2 separate regions of the Homo sapiens genome follow, and region 1 is linked to region 2. A link is an interaction called in ENCODE POLR2A ChIA-PET data of the cell type or tissue named here. Cell type or tissue: A673. All regions are shown on one strand.

Region 1 (8,000 bases), 200 kb after region 2:
AGACATTGCCTCAGTTTTACCATTTCAAGGACAGCGAGGGTCAAGAAGTAGAGGTGATATCAGAAGTATCAGGTACTGCTGGGAACACAAAGAAGTTTGAGATGAATTACCTACATACATTAATAAAAGGTTCTCAGTTATGTTACTGAACAGAGTTTCAACAGGAAGACAGGTGAAAAACAGACTGTAACATGTGGAAGAATAAAAAAGAAGTTGAGGAAATACAGAAGACAGAAAAATGTGGCCATCTAAATAAGTCTGGCTGAAAAAAAGAAAAGAGATTTGTAGCCAGGGGAGGAGACAGGGCCAAGGGTTTTTTTTTTTTTTTTTTTTTTTTGGTTTTGTTTTGTTTTTCATCATGGTGATTGTTTCATTTGAACATGTCAGCAATTAAGGGGCAGGAGTCAAAAAAAATAGGAAAATACAGAGGAAAGCGGGACAGGCTGACAGAAAAGAATGCAAAGAGAGATGAAGAAGGGGAAGAGTACAATTTTGGGAGAGCCTCGGAATATTATTTGGTCAACCTCCTCTTCTTCCAGGAAAAACAAACCAAACTCCTGTTATAATAATAGATTTCAAAGCTACTTTGCTAAATAGTCAGCTGGTTTTAATCTCTTACCTAACAGATTTTCCTAAATTTCCCTTTGACATTATTTTCATACTGAATAGGTCAGTTAATAATACGGTTTTGAGTTTTATTAGCAGAAAACCCCCAAATTTCCTGTTTTGAATGATTTACTTTACAATCCTAAATTCCTGTAACCACTTTTCTCATATCTGATATGTCCCTCTTGTGTAAAAATGTTCTTTAAAGATAGGTCACAATTCAAAATTAGATAAATTACCTTAAAGGAAGAATAAGGGATTAATTTATATTATATATGTATATATAGTATCAGTCTTAAAGGTCAAACAGAATTTAGGCTAAATGTTAAGTAAACTGGATTTATCTTTAAAAAGCACTTTGGAATTAATAAAACCAATGCTATTCCAAGAACTGAGATGTTAAAATGTCAAGTTAATTCTCAATTTTTTTACACAGTTTGAAACAGAATTGAGTCAAGACTCTAAAATGGTAAATTAATCATGCATTTAAAGCACATTTGTTTCTAGAAGATATGGGGAAATTTACATTGGTATATAGGAGATTCTGATGCTTGGGTGCATTAAAATATTTCAAAAAAATAACAATGTAAATATCTAACCATTTATTTAGATTTATTCCAGTGCCGCTGCCAAAACCCCGTCATACCTAAAGCTACATCTTCCCTAATTGAGGAAAGCAATTAGCTTGCTAGTTTATATTAGTACCTAAGGCAGGCAACTACATTAGCTAAAAGAGGAGTTGGTTTACTATCTAAAAAGTGTTTATTTTTATTATGCCAATGAAAAATCTACCTAATTAAACACAGGAAGTGACAACATTTGGTAAGAACTTTTAGGCATTATTGAGTGTTAATTTTATATTGGTATTTCATCCTTATCATTGCTTTGCATGTTTTTCTATGTTCTTACTGGATCCTATGCATTTACTCATAATTGTATTGTCAACGTATCTGAAAAGTTAGGAGCATTTTTTTTTTTTTTTGAGATGGAGTTTCATTTCATTTTTGTCGCCCAGGCTGGAGTGCAATGTCACTGTCTGGGCTCAATGCAACCTCCACCTCCTGGTTTCAAGTGATTCTCCTGCCTCAGCCTCCCGAGTAGCTGGAATTACAGGTGCCCGCCACCACGTCTGTCTAATTTTTTTTGTATTTTTAGTAGAGACGGGGTTTCACCATGTTGGCCAGGCTGGTCTCGAGCTCCTGACCTCAGGTGATCTGCCTGCTTCAGCCTCCCAAAGTGCTGGGATTACAGGAGTGAGCCACCATGCCCAGCCAGGAACATGTTTTTATATAAGCTATAAAAGGAGAGTTACAGGCTGCAATATGGAGCACAAGAAAAATATCTGACCCAAACACAAAAGATAGGTGAGGCTGGGCATGGTGGCTCACACTCGTAATCCCAGCACTTTGGGAGGTCGAGGCGGGCGGATCACTTGAGGTCAGGAGATTGAGACCAGCCTGACTAACATGGTGAAACCCTGTCTTTACTAAAAATACTAAAATTAGCCAGGTGCTGTGGTGTGCACCTGTACTCCTAGCACTTTGGAAGGCCAAGGTGGGCGGATCACTTGAAGTCAGGAGTTTGAGACCAACCTGGCCAACACGGTGAAACCCCGTCTTTACTAAAAATACAAAAATTAACCTAGCATGGTAACGTGTGCCTGTAGTTCCAGCTACTTGGGAGGCTGAGGCAAGAGAATCATTTGAACCCAGGAGGCAGAGGTTTCAGTGAGCAAAGATCACGCCGTTGCACTCCAGCCTGGGCGACAGAGTGAAACTCTGTCTCAAAAAAAAAAAAGGTATATGAAGGCTTCTAGAGGAAATGATTTCTAAATTGGGATGTAAAGGTAAATGACTAGCTTGCTCTTTAGAGGAGTTTTGGTAGTGGTTATGATGGCTTTAGAAAAGGATAGTGAAAGTCATGGCATTGGTCATGGCAATCTGCAATTGAAAACACAGGGTATGCTAGAGCTTACAAACTAATGTTCCCTAGTTATCTTGCTGTGTTGTGAATGAGTTACAGACATGTTTAAATATTGATTCTTTTATGCTTGGGGGAGTATGTGAGATCTTAGACCAACTGGCTCTAGACACAACCAAATTTACTGGTTTACCCCAGTGTACCATGAATTTATTCTCGTTTTCCATGTATTGTGAAGTAAAAGAGGTTCTTGGGGAAGCACTGCCTTAGAGTAAATAAAGTAGCTGATGTGGCTACAGCATTGAGTGAAAATTGGTAAGTGAGGAGAAATGAAGATATGCAGTTAGGCGTGGAAATATCGTGAAGAACCTTGTTACTTGTTATAAGTATTTTTTCAGGAAGCCATCTAATTGATTCAGGCAGGAAACAAACATGAAAAGATTTGCATTTCTAGAAAACCTCTCTGGATGCAGTGAGAAAATAGTTTGGAAAGAATTCAGCAAGAAAGACTAGTTAATATGTTATTTTCTTTATTCTTTCTTTTATTTTCTTTCTTTTTTTTTTTTTTTTTTAGATGCAGTCTTGCTCTGTCACCCAGGCTGGAGTGCAGTGACACAATCTCGGCTCACTGCAGCCTCCAACTCCCAGGTTCAAGTGATTCCCCTGCCTCAGCCTCTCGAGTAGCTGGGGCTACAGGTATGCACCACCAGGCCCAGCTAATTTTTGTATTTTTAGTAGAGATGGGGTTTCATGATGTTGGCCAGGTTGGTCTCATACTCCTGACCTCAGGTGACCCGCCTGCCTCGACCTCCCAAAGTGCTGGGATTACAGGTGTCAGCCAATACGTCTGATCTATTGTGTTATTTTCATAAGCCAAAAAAGTAGTAGTTATTGGCCTGAGCCTGGGTAATAAGAAAAAGAATAGAGAGTGTGAATCAGTTCCAGAATGGTAAAGAAACAGAAACTACTGAACCTGGATATTAAATAAATCCTACAAAGGAGGGAGAGGTAAAGTTCAAGGGTGACTTGCAGGTGTTTGTTTTAACTAATTAGGTGGATGCAATAGTAATAGTTGATGTTTATGAGTACTGTTTTAAAAAAGCACATCTGGCACTACTTTAAGAATTAAATCAACTCATTTAATCCTAACAATATTTCTCTAAGGTAGATTACTAAGCCCACTTACAGATGAAATAACTGAGGCCTAAGGGTAAATTATTAGTAATAAGAGCCTGGATTTTAGTCCAGAAAGGTTTGTTTTCTTCACCACTACTTTGTACGGTCTCTGGTGCTATTCACTGAAATTGGGAACATAGGAAATTGAGCTGGTTTTAGTGTAGATCTAATAAGTTCAATCGTGGACATTGCTATGGACTGAATTATGTTCCCCCCAAATTCATATATTAAAGCCTTAACCCCCCAAAGTGACTGTATCCTGAGATAGGGCCTTTACAGAAGTAATTAAGGTTAAAGGAGATCATAAGGGTGGGACACTAATTCAATAGGTCTATGGCCTTATAAGAAGAGAGAGAAAGAGTCAGGGGGCAGAGGAGAGAGAGAGAGAGAGAGAGAGAGAGAGAGTAGAGAGAACTGTTATGTGAGGACACAATGAGAAGGCAGCCGTCTGCAGCTAGGAAGGGAGCCCTCACCAGAATCCAGTCATGCTGACACCCTGATTTCAAACTTCTAGCCTCCATAATTGTGAGAAAATAAATTTCTTTTGTGCAAACCACCCAGTCTATGGTATTTTGTTATGGCAGCCTGAGCAAGCAAAAACAGACATAGATCTGTGGGAACCCCAAGAGGAACTACATATGTGAATCAACATTCAGAAGAGGCACTGAATGGAGATATAGATTTAAGAGTCATCAGCACATGGGAATAAAATTAAGCCATGGAACCTAATTAGATTGACCAAGAGCTTACATGTAACAAAGAGAAGGCTAAAAATAAAGCTCATAGAAACATCAGTATTTAAGAAATGAGCAAGGAAAATAAGCTAGCAAAAAAAGTTGGGTAAGAAGAGTTAGCATGGAAAAATGGAGAAATGAAACAAAAGAATATAGAGTCACAGCCACCAAGAAATGTTTACAGAGAAAGGAACAGAGGAACAACATTAAATATTACGGAGAGCTATAAGGAATAACAATTATCCGTTGAATTTAATCGTAAGAAGTCAGTGTAACCCTTAGTGAGAATAATAGACTTGTAAACGTATAGAAAAATAGACATATAGAAAAATATAAAGAGTAAAGGAAGGTTGGGAAGTGAGAATTGATAACTCATTCAAAAGGTTGGCCTTAATGGAGAAGATACATGAGAATAAATGTAGGCAAATATGGAGTCAAGGAAAGATTTTGATTTTAAGAAAGGAGAGATTTAAGCAAGCTTAATGCTGATAGGAAGGAGCAAATATAGAATGAATTTGAGAGAGTTGGGATCATTAATAGACAAGTGGATAGAAATACCTCTCCTTGAGAGGTCAAGTGGATAGAAATACAGAGAGTTCAGGTAGAGAGGTTTAGGAGGAAAGACATTGCTTCTTTTAAGAGAGGAAAGAAAAGTGAATATGGATGCAGGTGAGTCTTTAGATTTAGAGATAGATGTTGAGAGGCTCTTTTTCGATGGCTTACATTTTCTCTAAGAATTAAGTAGGAAGGTATTCTAAGAATAAGAGGGAAGTTGAGGAGGCAATGGACAGAAGCTTACTTTGTAAAAGCTCTAAGGTAATAGCTCTAGAGAAGGAGAGAGTGAGCTGATCAGGAAATATGAAGAAATTCTGGACAGAATTGCAGGTTACTGCTACGGTTAGAGATTTAAAAACAAAACAAACAAACATGGCATAGCTCTGTCGGGGAGGTCACAACATTTTCTCCAGTGGCACTTATCTACAACTATCTAACACTTCATAAGTGATAGAAACGTTGGATTCAGCATGTCTCAGGTTTTGCAGGTCATTTGTGACAATAGATTAGAATCTAGATTATTGGTGAGAGGAGAACAACATCCGGAAAGGAAGGTTGAAAGTACTGAAAACCTGATAAGTAAGAATGAAGGAAAAGGGTTCTGGAATTACAAGTTCCTTTGAGGTAAGGCAGGTGGTAGGGATGTAACTGACAAAGACATTATGGCCAGAGAGTGGAATGACTGAGTTTAAGATTTCATGTACTGCAGTTCTAGATGGTGACAAGCTCCAGAGTGTGGTCATTGGGAATGAAAATAAGAGATTTTCACAAAAGAAATAAGGAAGTGAAAAAGCTTATAAATAGGTGAAGCCCTTTTAACAAGTAGTCAAAATGTAATCTGAAGCTCTCACATCAACCTTATCCTGTTCCAGTTCAAGCATGCATATTACAGAGAGAAAGAAATCTTTGTGCTCTACTCAGTAGGAGGTAGCCTCAAAAGAAAATTTCAAAATCAGGACACCTGGACCCACACCCTTGACAAACCTCTGGTGTTATATATAGTTTCCATGTCCTCAGCACTTTTAACTCCTGCCAAACACAGCCTTCCCTCAAAAGTGAGATCCTTTTCACCTGTAGTCAAGGAGCCCTGTGCAGAAGAAAACTCAATACAATTTCTGCAGCCTTTTTTCCACCACCACCTCAACTAAGAGCCAAATGTGTTGACACCCCAGTGGCAATATATAGATCAATGAAAGCACTAATGCCTATGCACTTTTTCCCTGTTATTAAAAAAAATTATCTTCTGACAGTTTTGTAACTATTTCCAAGCTTCTTTTTGTATATGTGTTTAACATCATTAAAAGTAATGGAATGATTCCAGTCCATAGGAAAGTTAGAATCAAATTTCAGAAAATATATGAAGGGAAAACTGATTTTATTACATTTTATTAAAATCAGAATTGTGAAGATAGCCTAATGAGTCATTCTGTTACTACTTTTAAGAGATAAAAAAGGCCATTTTGACTGGTCTTTTCCATTTCTAAAAAACACTACACCATACTCACTTTTCTCCAAGCTCCTCCCAGAATATGTATCATTCTTGCCTTAGAATTCCAAATACTCCCTGCGCCAGACTTAAAGAATGTCATCACTACAGTTTCTACAAGTACTATCACTCTCCCTCATATTTAGAGTTCAGGTTTTATGGGCTGTTTGTCATGAGCAGGTCACCTAAATACCATTCTCTATTCTTATATAGTGATCATCTGTTCTAAATGTTATTCAAGGTTCATTTAAGTGTTTTTTTTTTTTTTTTTGAGACAGAGTCTCGCTATGTTGCCCAGGCTGGTCTTGAACTCCTGGGCTCAAGTGATCCACCTGGCCTGGCCTCCCAAAGTGCTGGGATTACCCGCATGAGCTACAATGCCCAGCATCACTTAAGTCTTATCTCTTTCATTAAGCCTTCTCTGACCATCCTAAGCTGCAGAGAATTCTCCCTCTCTCTCCATGAAGTACGTATTTGTTGGGCACCTAATGAGATATAGCCACTCTACTAGGTGTTGGTAATATATTGTTGAATAAGATGGCTTACATAAGCAAGTGGCAAAGAACATAGTTTAAAAATATGTACTTTGTAAATCAAATTTTTTAAGAAGATTCATGATGGAAGGAAAGAAATTTAACATTTATTAAATCTCTTTTTTTATAGGCCAGGACTTTAATCTTTATAACATCCCCTAAGCTTTTACAGATGACAAAACTGTAGCTGGAAGAGATTACAGTTAAGCAAGTCATACAAAGGTCATGTGATAAAGCAGAAATCAGAAATCATCTGTCTGATTCCAAAGCCAAGCTTTTGCCACTTTGTTGAGGATGCCTTTATAGAGTAGAAAGGAAGGACAAATCTGATTACAGTAGCAATCATTTATTGAATGAGCCTCATAAGCATATTGGGCTTATAAACCAGGCACTGCATTAAATACTTTACATAGGTATTTATTTAATTAGTATAACCAAACTATGAGGTAGACATTATTATTTTCCCTATTTTATAGATAAAGAAACTGAGTAGTGAAAGAATTAAATAGCTTGTCCAGTTCCCTAAAGCAAGTAAATGATGGGGGCAGAATTTGAACCTATTTTCTTCTTACTACAGAATTCAAGATCCTAACCATTTTATTTTTATCAACACCTAACAGAAGTCTACATTGTAGTCTTGGCTCCATTATTGTGAGTTGTTTGAACATGCAAAAAATTTCATGAGTTTCAATGTCTTGGTTTTTCAAATGAGAAAAAATAATGTCCATCCTGCTTTTTTACAGGAAAGTGTGAGGCTCAAGTGAGAATTATCTATACGATGCTTTATTAGTAGTAGGTAAAAAAGATAAAGTTATGTTTAAGCATAGGATACAGGCTAGGAAATTCTGAAAAGTGGCCTATTATTAAATCAATTACTCAAGGAGTCATTTTACTTATAGGTTTAGAAACGACTACTTATTTTTAGTGAAAGACATCTTAAAAATTTAATAAAGGATAACAACAACTTTATTTTTAATGCAAGTCATTTCT
Region 2 (8,000 bases):
TTGTCATTAAGCATTTAAATGAGCACTGAAAAACTGAGCCAGATTTATGTCCAACGTATGGCAACACAATATAACTTAATTTATGGCATAATAACTAAAATCTATCACTCTCCCTAAAAGTTAGTAAGATAAAGGGGAAAATAATTTCAAGTAGTAAACTCTGAATTCTTCTATATTCCTTGCTTTCTTGCTCCCCGACAAAACCCAAAGTCCCTTCATTTTCCCCTAAATTCACAGCCTCTTAATTTTGCATGCTTGAGTATGAAGACTTTGGCTTATTTTCATGACCAACAATCAATCTCACTGATTGTCTTTGGATGAGCTCTAATGGTACACTAAATTTTCATATTATACATCTAAGATATTAAATGGTTAACAAAAAGAAACTTGACAAAATGAAACACAAAGCTGCTTTTGTTAGATAAATTAATAGTAATAATATTTAGAATAATGAACTCTTTATATTGGACTACTACTAGGTGTGTGCTAACTAATCTAAATAAATTAGTGTCACACTGATGTCATTAACTTTCAAGGCCAGTTACAACACAGATACAACAACATAAATTGTGGTTGCTTTTATCAAAAGACATGATCTCCATCTTTCTGTATCTTCTTGACAAAATATGACATTTAACTACACGAAGTGCTAGAATTTTCTGCAAATGTGAAATAAAGTCAATAGTTCTAATTTTTTGCCCAGCATTTATGCTCTAATATTTTGTGAAAGGCAGTATCCATATTTCAGTCTCAAAAATAGGAAATTATTTGCTATTTAATTACCTTAATAAAATCATATTGCATATATCCAATTATTACATTAGGGATTCTCCCCTCCTATCAAAAGAACTTTATGTAGACTCCTCGCAAATTTTCAAATCTTATTATGTTATATATAAAACAAATATTCTACTTTAGTATTGATAGTATAATATTTTTATCAATTTAACAATTCTACTTTGGCAATCTTTTAGACTAATTTAGGAATACATATTTTGATAACAACACTTATAGGTTTAAGGTACTTTTAATATTCCAACTCTGCCTGAAAAGATTATTTTGTTTACTTTGAACTTGCTGAAGTACATACCTAGAGACAAGAAAAACTATATTATGTGTAATATATTGCAATTTACTTTATATTAAGTGTCAGAAAATATAATTCATTATTTCCAGAATGGTAGGTTTCATGTTATGCTAAATAAATAATAAAAGGAAGTATATAAATTTGGAGAAAGGCACGGGAAGAAAAGAATTGACAAAATGATTTTAAAACACATCTAAGAGAATGCACAGGTAGAAATGCCTATATGTACTACAGAAGGAGTGATTGGAGACATGCTTTTTATTATAGTAGGCACATAATAAAGCTACAGTTATTAAAATGCAGTATGGTACTGACATAAGAACTGCAAGATTGTCAGATGGATTAATGGAACACAAAAGATTAAAACAAAATATCCTTGTGCCCTGTAAGAATCATATAGTATATGATATAATAAGTATAACAAAATAATGCCAAAAAAGTCTATGGGGGATTATGTTATTACAAAGGCAATGTATTCAAAAAGATTAATGAGTTAAATATATTTAGAAGAATAAAATAAAAATTAAAATATCAATCCACATTTAACTGATGTTGGTAAGAATGAATTTCAAGAATATACTACCCAAAGCAATCTACAGATCCAATGCAATCCCTATCAAAATACCAGTGACATTCTTTACAGAAATAGAAAAAAAAAATCCTAAAATTTATATGGAACCACAAAAGACCCCAAATAACCAAAGCAATCCTGAGCAAAAAGAACAAAGCTGGAGGCATCACATTACCTGACTTCAAATTATACTACAAAGCTACAGTAACCAAAACAGCATGATACTGGCACAAAAACGGACATATAGACCAATGAAACAGAATAGAGAACCCAGAAATAAATCCACCCATTGCAGTTCAACTCATTTGCAACAAAGTTGCCCAGAATATATACTGGAGAAGGGATAGTCTCTTCAAAAAATGGTTCCGGGAAAACTGAATATCCACATGCAGAAAAATGAAACTAGACTGCTGTCTCTTGACATATATAAAAATCAAATCAAAATCAATTAAAGAGTAACATCTAAGTCCTAAAGCTATAAAACTACTAGAATAAAACATTGGGAAAACACTCCAGGACACTGATCTGGGCAAAGATTTCTTGAATAAGACCTCAGATGCACAGGCAACCAAAGCAAAAATGAACAAATGGGATCACATCAAACTTAAAAGCTTCTGCACAGCAAAAGAAATAATCAACAAAGAAAAGAGACGAACCACAGAATGGGAGAAAATATTTGCAGACTATCCATCTGACAAGGGATTAATACACAGAATATATAAGAAGCTCAAACAACTCAATAGGAAAAACAATCGGATTTTTAAACGGGCAAAAGATCTGAATAGATACTTCGCAAAAGAAGACATACAAATGCCCAACAGGAATATGAAAAAATGTTTAACATCACTAATCCTCAAAGAAATACAAATTAAAACTACAATAAGATTCAACCTTACCCCAGTTAAAATGGCTTTTATCCAAAAGATAGGAAATAACAAGTGTTGATGAGGATGTGGAGAAAGGGGAACCCTCCTACATGGTTGCTTGGAATGTAAATTAGTACAGCCACCACAGAAAACAGTATGGAGGTTCCTACAAAAACTAAAAATAGAACTACCATATGATCCAGTAATCCCATTACTGGGTATATACCCAAAAGAAAGGAAAATCAGTATATTGAAGAGATATTTGTACTCCCATGCTGATTGCAGCACTATTCACAATAGCCAAAATATGGAATCAATGTAAGCATTGATCAACAAATGAATGAATAAAGAAAATGTGATACCTACACACTATAGAATATTATTCAGACATAAAAAAAATAATGAAATCCTGTCATTTGTAATAACATGTCAGGAACTAGAACTAGAGGACATTATGTTAAGTTAAATAATCCAGGCGCAGAAAGACAAATATTACATGCTCTTACATGTGGAACTAAAAACAGTTGAATTAATGGAAATAGAAAGTATAATGATGGTTACCATCTGCTGGGAAGGCTAGTGGAAAGGGGAAATAAAGAGTGAATGGAAAATTGGTACAAAAATACAGTAAGATAAAAGGAATAAGATCTAGTGTTCAGTAGCACAATTGGGTAACTATAGTTAACAATAATTTATTATATATTTCAAAATAACTAAAAGAATGGAATTGGAATGTTACTAACACAAAGAGGTGATAAATGCTTAAGGGGATAGATATCCCAATTACCCTAATTGATCTTTCCACATATGATTGTATCAAATTTGACATGTACCCCATAAATATGTACAAGTATTCTGCATCCATAATTAAAAATAAAAATTTAAAAAACTGATATGAAAAAGAGAAAATACAGTGAAAAAAATTTTTAAAATTATAAGAAAGAATAAAAACAATGGAAGAAGCTCCTACATAAATATTTGAAACAATAAAATCATCAACAACAAAAGTCCCAATACAAATGACATATTAGGTCATATTTGCAAGAATAAGACAAACTTTAATATTCTTAAGACATAAAAAGAATGTTTATTAATAGGAACATCACAAATAATCCAATTAAAAGTAGTTTAAAAACATCAATATATAATAAGCATGACAAACCATTCAGTCTCACAAAGGAAGAAAACTGAAGCATAAATGTGAGGTTTTTTATCCCCATCATATTGTATAAATTTTTTTTTACTTCGTCTTTAATATTTTTTCCTGCCAGCAAAGGCATGTAAAACAGAGACTCAAATATATAATTAGACATAGTAATGTAAATTGATGAAGCTTCTCTAGAAATCAATCTGAAAATATTTACTAGAAGTCATAAAATGATACACATCTAGAAACCAACCTAAATAAATAATTAAAATGTGATTAAAGATTCATGTGCAAGGATAATGATTACAGAAAAAGGTGGCAAGATAGCAATAATCTAAAAGTTGAAAATAGAGCATTGTTAAATAAATACGTATCTGTATACAGAGATAGTATATATTTTTATTTTATTTTATAAACATCTTATATATCTTTTATATTTACTGTATTATATGTCTTTATAATTGTTTTCTTAAATATTTAATGACATGAAAAAATGCTCATAATACAGTTGTAAGTAGAAAGAGACAGAATGCAAAACTACATGACCCTGGTATAGACACATACACACACACACACACACACACACACACACACATACACACCGCGAAAAGAGACTAGAAGAAAATACCAAAATATTAACAGCTGTTGTCTGGAAGTACTGCATTTATAAACCAAATGTTCATACATTTTACAAGTATCTATTCTTAATCACAAATAATGAGTCAACATTTAAAAACTACTGCCAAGTATAATGATTCTTTTTAAAGGTACAAAGTGATATTCCAAAACCTCCTCCAACTCATTAAGGTGGTGGAGCCCTGATTCACATGTAAAATGATGGCTTTGACATTTTATACCCCCATTGGTGAAATGAATAATACAGTGTCTTCCACCACTAGACCAGCTTCTAAGCTATCATCTTAGAGTCATCCACTGAAACCCACCTCCCCATTGTTTCTCATAGGTCATCAAATTCATAGTCACCCACTCTGGTGCAGTAGTACTTCATTATCCTATGGTTGGATTACAATACATGTCTCTTAATGTTAATTCCTTGCCTTCCATTCTCCAACTCATCCTACTTTCCATTGTCAGATTAATCATCCTAAAATTCCAATTTCATGAAGTCATTTGTCTGCTGAAATCCTCCACTGATTCTCCATTTCCTATTGTCCTGTCTTAAACTCTCTCCTTAAGCCTTTCTAAGGGAGCTGAATATCTGTCACTTCTAATCAGATCACTCCTGCCCCTTAGATGTGCTCATTGCCATCTCTGTGCTGTTCTCACCCTATTTCATTTATTACCCTGTTCATTAACTCCAGTATGCACCAATCTATTCTTATATTTATCCCCTATAATACACATACTTATGTAAACTTATGTCAATGACTATTTAATAGTAAGTTTCTCAATTCCCCTCCAAGTGGCTCTTGTGAATAAAAGTCTTTGCCCCAAAAAACCAAAATGTTATGGGAGATCAGGAACTGTATTTTCCCACTAACTGCTGCACACAGCACACTACACAGAAAAGAGTTCATGAACAGTGTGCACAAAGAAGGCAGCTGGTAAAGGGTAAGAAATTCTCATTCTGTAGCTTTGGAGTCTGGTCCCATCTCACCATTTCTTAACTAGCACTTCCCTAGCCAGGTCGTGGGCTGTGCTCATTCCACATATTATTTAATTTGTTGATAAGATTTTATCTCATTGATACTTGTTTCTTTGTCTGAATACCTTTACTACCCCAAAAATAGATAAAGTATGAAAGCACTTTGAACATGTAAGGTTTTCTATATATTTAAGAGTTATTATAATAACCATTATTGGTCTTGAGAGCAGTTTAATCATCATATGATAGAGAAAAAAACAGATATGCTGTCAGAGGACCTGACCTGGGCTATCACTGATTCCACCTGGTTAGGAGATCATGAACTGTTCCATTTAATTATTATGAATTGCCACTTCTTATTCTATAAAATCAAAATAATAACTCCATCTCTCTCATAGCATTTCATTTATTCACCTACAAAAAAATCCTACATACTCATATTTTGGCCAGTACCTAAATGACAATTAGGACCAAATGATTAAAACAAAATAAACACAGACAGAGAACAGAGTTCTAGTCACAAGGAGCTCACAGACAGTGAAAGCAATATATATGTAAGCAAAAACATACAACATACTATGATAATTGCTGTATTAGACGAATTGACTGAGTCCTATGCACTTTAACCATATATGTGGAAGTCAAGAAAGATAACACTTGAGCTGTGTCTAAAGAATGTTTTGAGTATTCCAGGCAGAGGGAACAAAGCGTGTTTATTTGAGGGTGAGGCCAAAGTGCAGCCCAGCAATCTTTCCATATTGCCACATTCAGAAGCTTTTCTCTTTTCTTCAACACAGGCGGACTTTTATTTACCCCACATGCCTGACTCCACTACCTCCATATTTTTATCCTCACAAGTTAACCTTGACTCCTAATTCCTATAAAACTTCGAAGTCATCACATGAATACTTCCTTAACTTCCTTTTTCCATACCTAATGATAAATCTTCATCTGCTGCCATTTTCCCCCAGCGTAGACATTTCAATACTGTTCCCCACTTGTGTCCTTGATTCCTTTCCCACTTCCCATCCCTACATCCTTCCCAGAGATGTGACTTCATCCTATATCTCATCTCTCCTCTCTTCAGTAATACCTTCTTCATTAACGACTCCTAGCCATCAGTATGTAAACATGCTTGTCTCTTCTATTAACCCACCCCCAACCACCCACACACACAGTTTTCCTCTTCCCCACATCCTCTTACAGATACAGTCCATCTCCTTCCCTGAACAATCTACAGAAATGATGTCTTTTTTTTTTTTTTTTTTTTTAACTTCCACTCATCCCTCAAACCACTCTGGTCTGATTTCTGCCCTCACAGCCCTATTGAAACTGGCCTTGTCCAGTTCACCAAAAAACCCCCTTGTTAATATATCTTCAGTTTTCATAATACTACACACTTCCTTTGTTCTCCTCCTTTCCCCTTGTTAGCATTCTTTAAAGTACTATTTATGTCTACTTCTCTTCTCAGGGTGTACCCTCTCCATTCATGGTTTTAATGATCATTTACTTGCTAACTCCCAAATCTCAGCCTCATTTCCTTTCTAAACTTCAGACCCACTGTATTATTCTTGTCCTGCTCAGGGCTCTGACCTTTATTGAGCTCATTAGAATTATTTAAAAGTGTCTTTAAGCAGGAGACTGATTGAACCATGTTTGCGTTTTAGAACTATTACTCATAAAGATGTAGAAAATACATTAAAGGAATAAGAAACTGGAGTCAAAGGGACTAAGAGATCTATAAGGCAAGCAAGAGAATGTGGTAGAGAATGGAATGCTGTATTATGTATCCTTACCTTGAACGGAGGACTAGAGTCACTTGGCCTTGCAGAAAAGTCAAAGGAGATTATGAGATCAACCCCTCTCTGAGGTCTCAGTATCAAGGGATACGGCAGGTTAAATGTGAGCCCACTGTCCACTACATGAATCTTTTTACTTTTGACATCCAGAGGCTCATATATTCGCTCAAATTCATCAGGATCTTAAAAACATAAAAGAAAAACAAGAATGAATTAAATGATCATTCATCAGTATTTATCATCTAAAAATGTTGGTTTCAAATTTGAAAGAATTTCATATGATTAGGCCCTCAGGCTTTGGAGACAAATAGAGCTGGGCATGAAACCAACTTTAGCAATTGTAATTATTACCTTTAAGTCTTAGTTTCTTCATCTGTAACATCAGGATAAAAGTAATTATCAAATAAGGTTGCTGTGAGGATTTATAGGGACAACGCATGGAAAGCACTTAGCTCAGGTCCTGGTATTAACTCTAAGCTATGATCACTTCAATAGTATTATCTTACATTACGTAGGTCTTTACATGTTTCTAAACATTTCCTCATGCATAATCTTGTTTAATTCTTATAACAGACAGGTGAGGCAGAGGACATCTGTAAATGGAGGGTGAAGCCAATGAAGAGTCATCTCGAAGGTGGCACAACTGGGAGGTGGCAGACTCTGTATGGTTCCCAGGCTGCCTCTCTTGAGGGTGAGTGTGCATTCCACCACAAGGTGGGAGTTCAAGGAAATCATCCAGCCAACACACCCAGCAAATATATGTTGGCTACTACCATTCAGATATGATTCCAGATGCTGAACAAGATAGATACATGCTCTGCTCTGATAGAGCTCATATTGCGAGTACACCTCCAATAAGTAAATAAATGTATCAAGAGGGCACTTCATAACGTGATAAATGCAATGAAGAAAATGATCAAGGAC

The links. Peaks named below come from ENCODE experiments on the same cell type or tissue, not always from the same donor. Only the 100,000 strongest peaks of a DNase experiment are listed, where the experiment ranks them.
Region 1: POLR2A ChIA-PET joins it to region 2 with 7 read pairs; 2 of 35 experiments call an interaction of 5 or more read pairs at or near these places.

What each region holds. Positions count from the first base shown.
Region 1 is chr1:186,766,957-186,774,956 of GRCh38, reverse strand. No RefSeq gene overlaps it. Among named protein-coding and RNA genes, the nearest start is that of PLA2G4A, 58 kb to the left of the region's middle. In A673, no CTCF peak of the experiment used is centred here; no DNase peak of the experiment used is centred here.
Region 2 is chr1:186,964,667-186,972,666 of GRCh38, reverse strand. It overlaps PLA2G4A (phospholipase A2 group IVA), which reads right to left. Exons shown (of 18, transcript NM_024420.3): 15 at 7,074-7,258. Among named protein-coding and RNA genes, the nearest start is that of LINC01036, 120 kb to the left of the region's middle. In A673, no CTCF peak of the experiment used is centred here; a DNase peak (open chromatin) is centred at 4,786; H3K27ac peaks cover 309 bases.